Regions from separate parts of the Homo sapiens genome. Here region 1 is linked to region 2. A link is a loop called in an ENCODE intact Hi-C map of the cell type or tissue named here. Cell type or tissue: ovary. All regions are shown on one strand. Links, peaks and the distances in the headings refer to the core of each region. The heading gives the core; the rest is flanking DNA.

Region 1 (2,909 bases), core at 177-2,676, 47 kb before region 2:
GAGTAGCTGGGACTACAGGTGTGTGCTGGCTAAATTTTTTATTTTTATTTTTTGTATTTTTGTAGAGACAGGGTTTCACCATGTTGCCCAAGGCTGGTCTTAAACTTTTGGGCTCTAGTGATCCTCCCACGTTGGCGTCCCAAAGTGCTGTGGGATTACAGCTGTGAGCCACTGTGCCTGGCCTCTGGTGTTGATTTCATGCTAAAATGATCTCTGGCTTGGCCAGTGGCTGCCTCTTCAAGCTTGCTGCTGTATCTTTTCACATGTCCCCATCATATATTTTTGTCCCAACATAATCCAATATAGGTAAAATTTACTATGTGATAAAGATGGCATTTAAAATCAGAAGAGAAAGGCAAACAAGTGGCATTAAGATCATCAGCTAACCCAGTGGTTTTTGAAGTGTGATCCTGAGGCCAGTGGCACAAGCATCTCCAGGAAATATGTCAGACACCTAAATTCTCAGGCCAACAAGCCCTTGGGATTCGGGGACACACTTGTTTGAGAACCAGTAAGCTAAACCACTTGAGGGAAAATAAAGTCAGGTACCTTGCATACCAAATGTGGGGTCGTTTGTTTGTTTGTTTGTTTTTGACAAGGTCTTGCTCTGTCGTCTAGGCTGCAGTGCAGTGGTGTGATCATAGGTAACTGTAGCCTCGAACTCCTGGGCTCAAGCGATCCTCTTGCCTCAGCCTCCAGAGTTGCTGGAACTACAGGCATGCGGTCCTGTGCCTGGCTACTGAACCTGTATATTAAACACTATGAATTTGTACTGAAGCCACCAATCCAATTCCAACTCAGCTCCACAGGGCTCTTCCTAACCTTCCTCCACTCTCATGAGAACCCTGGCACTCAACACTATTTATAAATATTTACAAATTCCTTCACATCTGTAATGCACAGAAGGCGATTTGAGAATTCCTGTACCCACACCACCATGAAAGGTGAAGTTGATTTTGAAAAGCTCCGTACTTTATGCTGTCCATGTTCTGTGTGTGTTTCTTCTCTTTCCTCGTGTGTCTACCAGATTCAAAAAGAGAAAGAAAAAGAAAACAACCTCCTATTTATTTAAAAATCTTTTAAGCAGAGGGTTATTACAGCACTTTACATTCCAAGAACAGACAGGCCAGTCATGAGCGGTGGGCCTCCTCCCTTATTGCTCCGTGAGGATGGAGTGTTCTGGTGGATGGGCCGTGGGTCTTGAGCAGCTGTACCTGACAGACAGTGTACCCATTTATTTTAAAGTAAACACAGCACTGTTTTTCCAGTTTTTCAGCTGGAAGATAAATAAAACTACTGAACCTTGGAACTTGAGTCAGTGGGAGAAGAGAAGAAATTTTTAAAAAGTTGCTCTTCAGTTAAAAACAACTTTAAATTTATTTTTATTATTAGTTTTTTAAAAATATTTATTTATTTATTTTTATTTTTTTGAGATGGAGTCTCACTCCTCTGTCATTCAGGCTGGGGTGTAGTGGGACGATCTTGGCTCACTGCAACCTTCGCTTCCTGGGTTCAAGCGATTCTCCTGCCTCAGACTCCTGAGTAGCTGAGATTACAGGCATGAGCCACCATGCCTGGCTAATTTTTGTATTTTTAGTAGAGACAGGGTTTCACCATGTTGGCCAGGCTAGTCTCAAACTCCTGATCTCAGGTGATCAGGCCATCTTGGCCTCCCAAAGTGCTGGGATTACGGGCGTGAGCCACCTCACCCGGCCTAATTTTTATTGTTAGTTTTTTAGAGGCAAGGACCTACTCTGTCACTCAGGCTAGGGTACAGTGGCTCGAGCATAGCTCACTGTAACCTTGAACTCCTGGCCCTAGGCCATAGATCATTCACTGAGCTATGATCATGGCACTGTATTCTAGCCTGGGTGACAGAGTGAGACCCTGTCTCTTTAAAAAAAAAAAAAAAGGAGAGGGGCAGGGGCTGGGCACGGTGCCTGTAATCTCAGCACTTTGGGAGGCTGAGGTGGGTGGATCACAAGGTCAGGAGTTTGAGACCAGCGTGGCCAATGTGGTGAAACCCCCGTCTCTACTAAAAATACACAAATTAGCCGGGTGTGGTGGCGGGTCCCTGTAGTCCCAGCTGCTTGGGAGGCTGAGGCAGGAGAATTGCTTGAACCTGAGAGGCGGAGGTTGCAGTGAGCCGAGATCGCCCCATTGCACTCCAGCCTGGGCGACAGAACAAGACTCCGTCTCGAAAAAAAAAAAAAAAAGGCAATGGAATCATACATACTGTATATTATGGCCTCAACACATGTTCCCAATTTCCTTTCTCTGCTTTATTTTCTTTCTGAGTAGCTAAGACTACAGGCGTGTGCCACCATACCAGGCTAATTTTTAAATTTCTTGTAGAGTCAGGGTCTTACTATGTTGCCCAGGCTGGCAATTTTAAACTTAAATTGGATAAATTACTCACCATTCTTCAGCTGAGGAGGCAGCAAGGGACAAAAGTAAAAGACAGCTACAGACCCTGGTGCCTTCAACAGGCTTCATGGTAGAAACTGCTAACCCAGTCCTGCATACCCAGTTAGTTTTTTCAACCTGGTAAACCACTATTTCAATCTTGTGGAATGATTACAATAATACTAGATTCTGAGAGTTTTTCTCTTGCTCCCTAAATTGAACATTATTATTAATATTTTGTATGACTGTAAAAGGTGTGTAAAATTTCATATCATGTATATTTTACCACAATTAAAAATAATTACTTAGCCCAGTGCAGTGGCTCACGCTTGTAATTTCAGCACTTTGGAGACTGAGGTGAGAGGATGACTTGAAGCCAGGAGTGCAAGACCAGCGTGGGCAACATAACGAGACCCACCGCTCTATTAAAAAAAAATCTATATCTATAACTATATCTATATAATATATATAAATATATATACTTTATATATGTAATATATAAA
Region 2 (2,909 bases), core at 122-2,621:
AGATTTGGCCTAGGAATTTGGCCACCTGGGTGGAAAGTCCAGGAAGAGAATGCCGGGCAAGTAGATCAGCAAAGGGTCTGACTCTCCCTTGGTAGGGGTCTAGAGAGGTATTTTGAGGGATGTCCATTGAACATATTCTTTTTGGAGCCTGCCTCCGTCCTGCTGAATTCCTGCCTTGTGATTTGTCGTGTCAGAACACTTAGAAATAATGCTCTACCCAGCTCATGCCTCTAATCCCAACACTTTGGGAGGCCGAGGCTGGAGGATTGCTTGAGGCCAGGAGTTTGAGACCAGCCAGGACAACATAGCAAGACTCGATCTCTAGTTAAAAAAAAAAAAAGGAAAGAAAGAACACTCTAATATACTGTAGTCCCCCATTCATTCAAGGTCCTGTGTAGTCCTTTCTGGTCTGGAGCTATAGTAAAAGGAGGCAGTGAGTGGGCCAGATTCAAACAGGGAATGATGCCAGTAGCGAGAAAGTGAAGAGGCTTTTCTGGCGCACCTGTACAGGTTGTGCTCTGCATTCCTTGGGGGCCAGCCCCATGGAGATTCCTCCTGTGCACAGTGGAGGTTGATGGGGATGCTCATCTCCTAAGCGGCAACAGTGTCCTATGCACTCATAATTCAGGGTCAGGGGATCTCAGGTCATAGGACAAATCACAGGCTGCTGTCTCTGTTCAGGGTACCTCAAGCCATCAATGGCCACGTTGAGCAGGTGAACACTTCCCCTCTGAACTCTCTAGCTCTCTTTGAAGTTTGGGAGGGCATTTGAGCACTCTTCTCAGCTAAGCCCAACATACGGCCTGGAAGTAGATTGGACAAGTCACCATTTACTATACCTTCTCTCTCAAGGTGAGTTTTTTTAGTCTAATGAAATTGCCACCTTTGAGAAGGTTGCTCTGTACTCTAGGGTGCGCAAAAGGAAATTGTTTGTCTTCCGGAAGTCTTTCTGTAATTTAGAATGGACTTGGCAGCGATTTTATTTTTACCTTCCCTGTCATTTGTGAGGCTGGCAGTCCAGAGGTAGGGTGTGGAATGGAGCCGTAAATTGCGCTTGCAGTGACCAGAAGGGGCCCATTTTAACTCTAATTGTGCCTTTCCCGGTTCACTTCTCCTTTTACCCGCCCTCTCCTTTTTTTTTTTTTTTCTAATCCACATTTGAGTGGGGAGGAAGAATTGAGGGGGGTGCAGGTGGGAGTAGGTTTATTTATTGGCGCTTCTCTGGGTGGTGGACACTGTTTCTTTTCCCATTACGGCTTCCTTTTTTATTTTTTCATGCTTCTATTTTAAGTGCCTGTTTCTTTCTGGTTCTGTCTTGCTGGAAACTGGCCCAGCTCCACTGAATTTTTTTTTCCATGCAGCTATTAAAAGACAATGACCAGTTAAGAGTGTGCTCAGAGGAAGGACAGACTTGAGGTGGGGAGCCCTCTTGGTTCTAGTAATCCTAGGCAAATACCGCTTACCCGGATTGGAATGTGAGAGGAGTTTTATTAGGTAATTTTACTTTTTGTGCCTGTTTTATAGGAGGAAAATCAATAATCAGGTTGTTTTGTTTTGTTTGTTTGTTTTGAGACAGACTTTCGCTCTTGTTGCCCCGGCTGGAGTGCAATGGTGTGATCTCGGCACACTGCAACCTCAGCCTCCAGGGTTCAAGTGATTCTCTTGCCTCAGCCTCCTGAGTAGCTGGGATTACAGGCATTCGCCACCATGCCCGGCTAATTTTGTATTTTTAGTAGACACGGGATTTCTCCATGTTGGTCAGACAGGTCTGGAAGTCCCGACCTCAGGTGATCCACTCACCTCGGCCTCCCAAAGTGCTGGGATTACAGGCGTGAGCTACCGCGCCTGGCCCTTGTTTTGTTTTTTTGAGATGGAGTCTCGCTGTGTCACCTAGGCTGGAGCGCAGCAGCAGGATCTCTCTCAGCTCACTGCAGCCTCCATTCCCCAGGCTGGTCTCGAACTCCTGACCTCAGGCAATCCAACCACCTCGGCCTTCCAAAGTGCTGGGATTACAGGCATGAGCCACCATGCCTGGCCAGTAATCAGTTTTTATACCTTGAAACTTCTCTTTTGCTGAACTTGAATACCAGTGGGCCTGAATCTGGGGTCAATGAACCTCCCTTTCATATTCTGGGCCTCTTTTACCAAGATAGAAAAGTATGCTTGGAACCTGGTATCCAGCCAGCCATGAATTCTTTTTTTTTTTTTTTTTTTTTTTTTTGGAAACAGGGTCTCTTGCTCTATTGCCCAGGATAGAGTGTAGTGGTGTGAGTGTGATCACAGCTCACTGCGGCCTCGACCTCCCCAGCTCAAATGATTCTCCCACCTCAGCCTCCCGCATAGCTGGGATCACAGGCACTTGCCACTATACCTGGCTAATTTAAAATAATTTTTTATGGAGACGAGGTCTCCCTGTGCTGCCAGGCTGGGTTTGCACTCTTGGGCTCAAGCAGTCCTCCGCCCTTGGCCTCCTAAAGTGCTGGGATTACAGGTGTGAGCCGCCACCCCCGGCCTAGCCATGAATTCTCGGCATTTGGGAGAGATATGTCCCTAGTCTTTATAGAATCCTACATGTATTAATTTAGAAATGTTTGTAGGGTCTTGAATTTTGCCTGAATCACATTCCCATCCACATTCTTGCTGTTTTTTTGACCATACCCTCACGCCATACCTGCCTTCTACAACTTTTGCTCACTTTTACATTTTCTCCACAAATGGCTTTTTTAAATTATTAAGTTACTATAATTTACAAACAGTAAAATTTACCCTTACTAGTGTATAGTTCTGTAAGTTTTGACAAAAGCATACAGCCAGGTAGTCACTATCATAATCAAGATACAGAAAGGCTGGGCGTGATGGCTCATGCCTGTAATCCTTGCACTTTGAGAGGCCGAGGCGGGTGAAGTCCT

The links. Hi-C counts contacts between places; a loop is a spot of excess contacts. Peaks named below come from ENCODE experiments on the same cell type or tissue, not always from the same donor. Only the 100,000 strongest peaks of a DNase experiment are listed, where the experiment ranks them.
Region 1: a loop joins it to region 2, with 1.9 times the contacts of the local background. A loop is called at or near these places in 5 of 110 quality-filtered maps.

Annotation. Positions count from the first base shown.
Region 1 is chr16:69,813,588-69,816,496 of GRCh38, forward strand. The region is part of intron 4 of WWP2 (WW domain containing E3 ubiquitin protein ligase 2); the gene reads left to right. Among named protein-coding and RNA genes, the nearest start is that of WWP2, 53 kb to the left of the region's middle. In ovary, for the core only: no CTCF peak of the experiment used is centred there; no DNase peak of the experiment used is centred there; H3K27ac peaks cover 1,111 bases.
Region 2 is chr16:69,860,514-69,863,422 of GRCh38, forward strand. All of the region lies in intron 6 of WWP2 (WW domain containing E3 ubiquitin protein ligase 2), which reads left to right. Among named protein-coding and RNA genes, the nearest start is that of MIR140, 71 kb to the right of the region's middle. In ovary, for the core only: no CTCF peak of the experiment used is centred there; a DNase peak (open chromatin) is centred at 1,327; H3K4me3 peaks cover 464 bases; H3K27ac peaks cover 1,129 bases.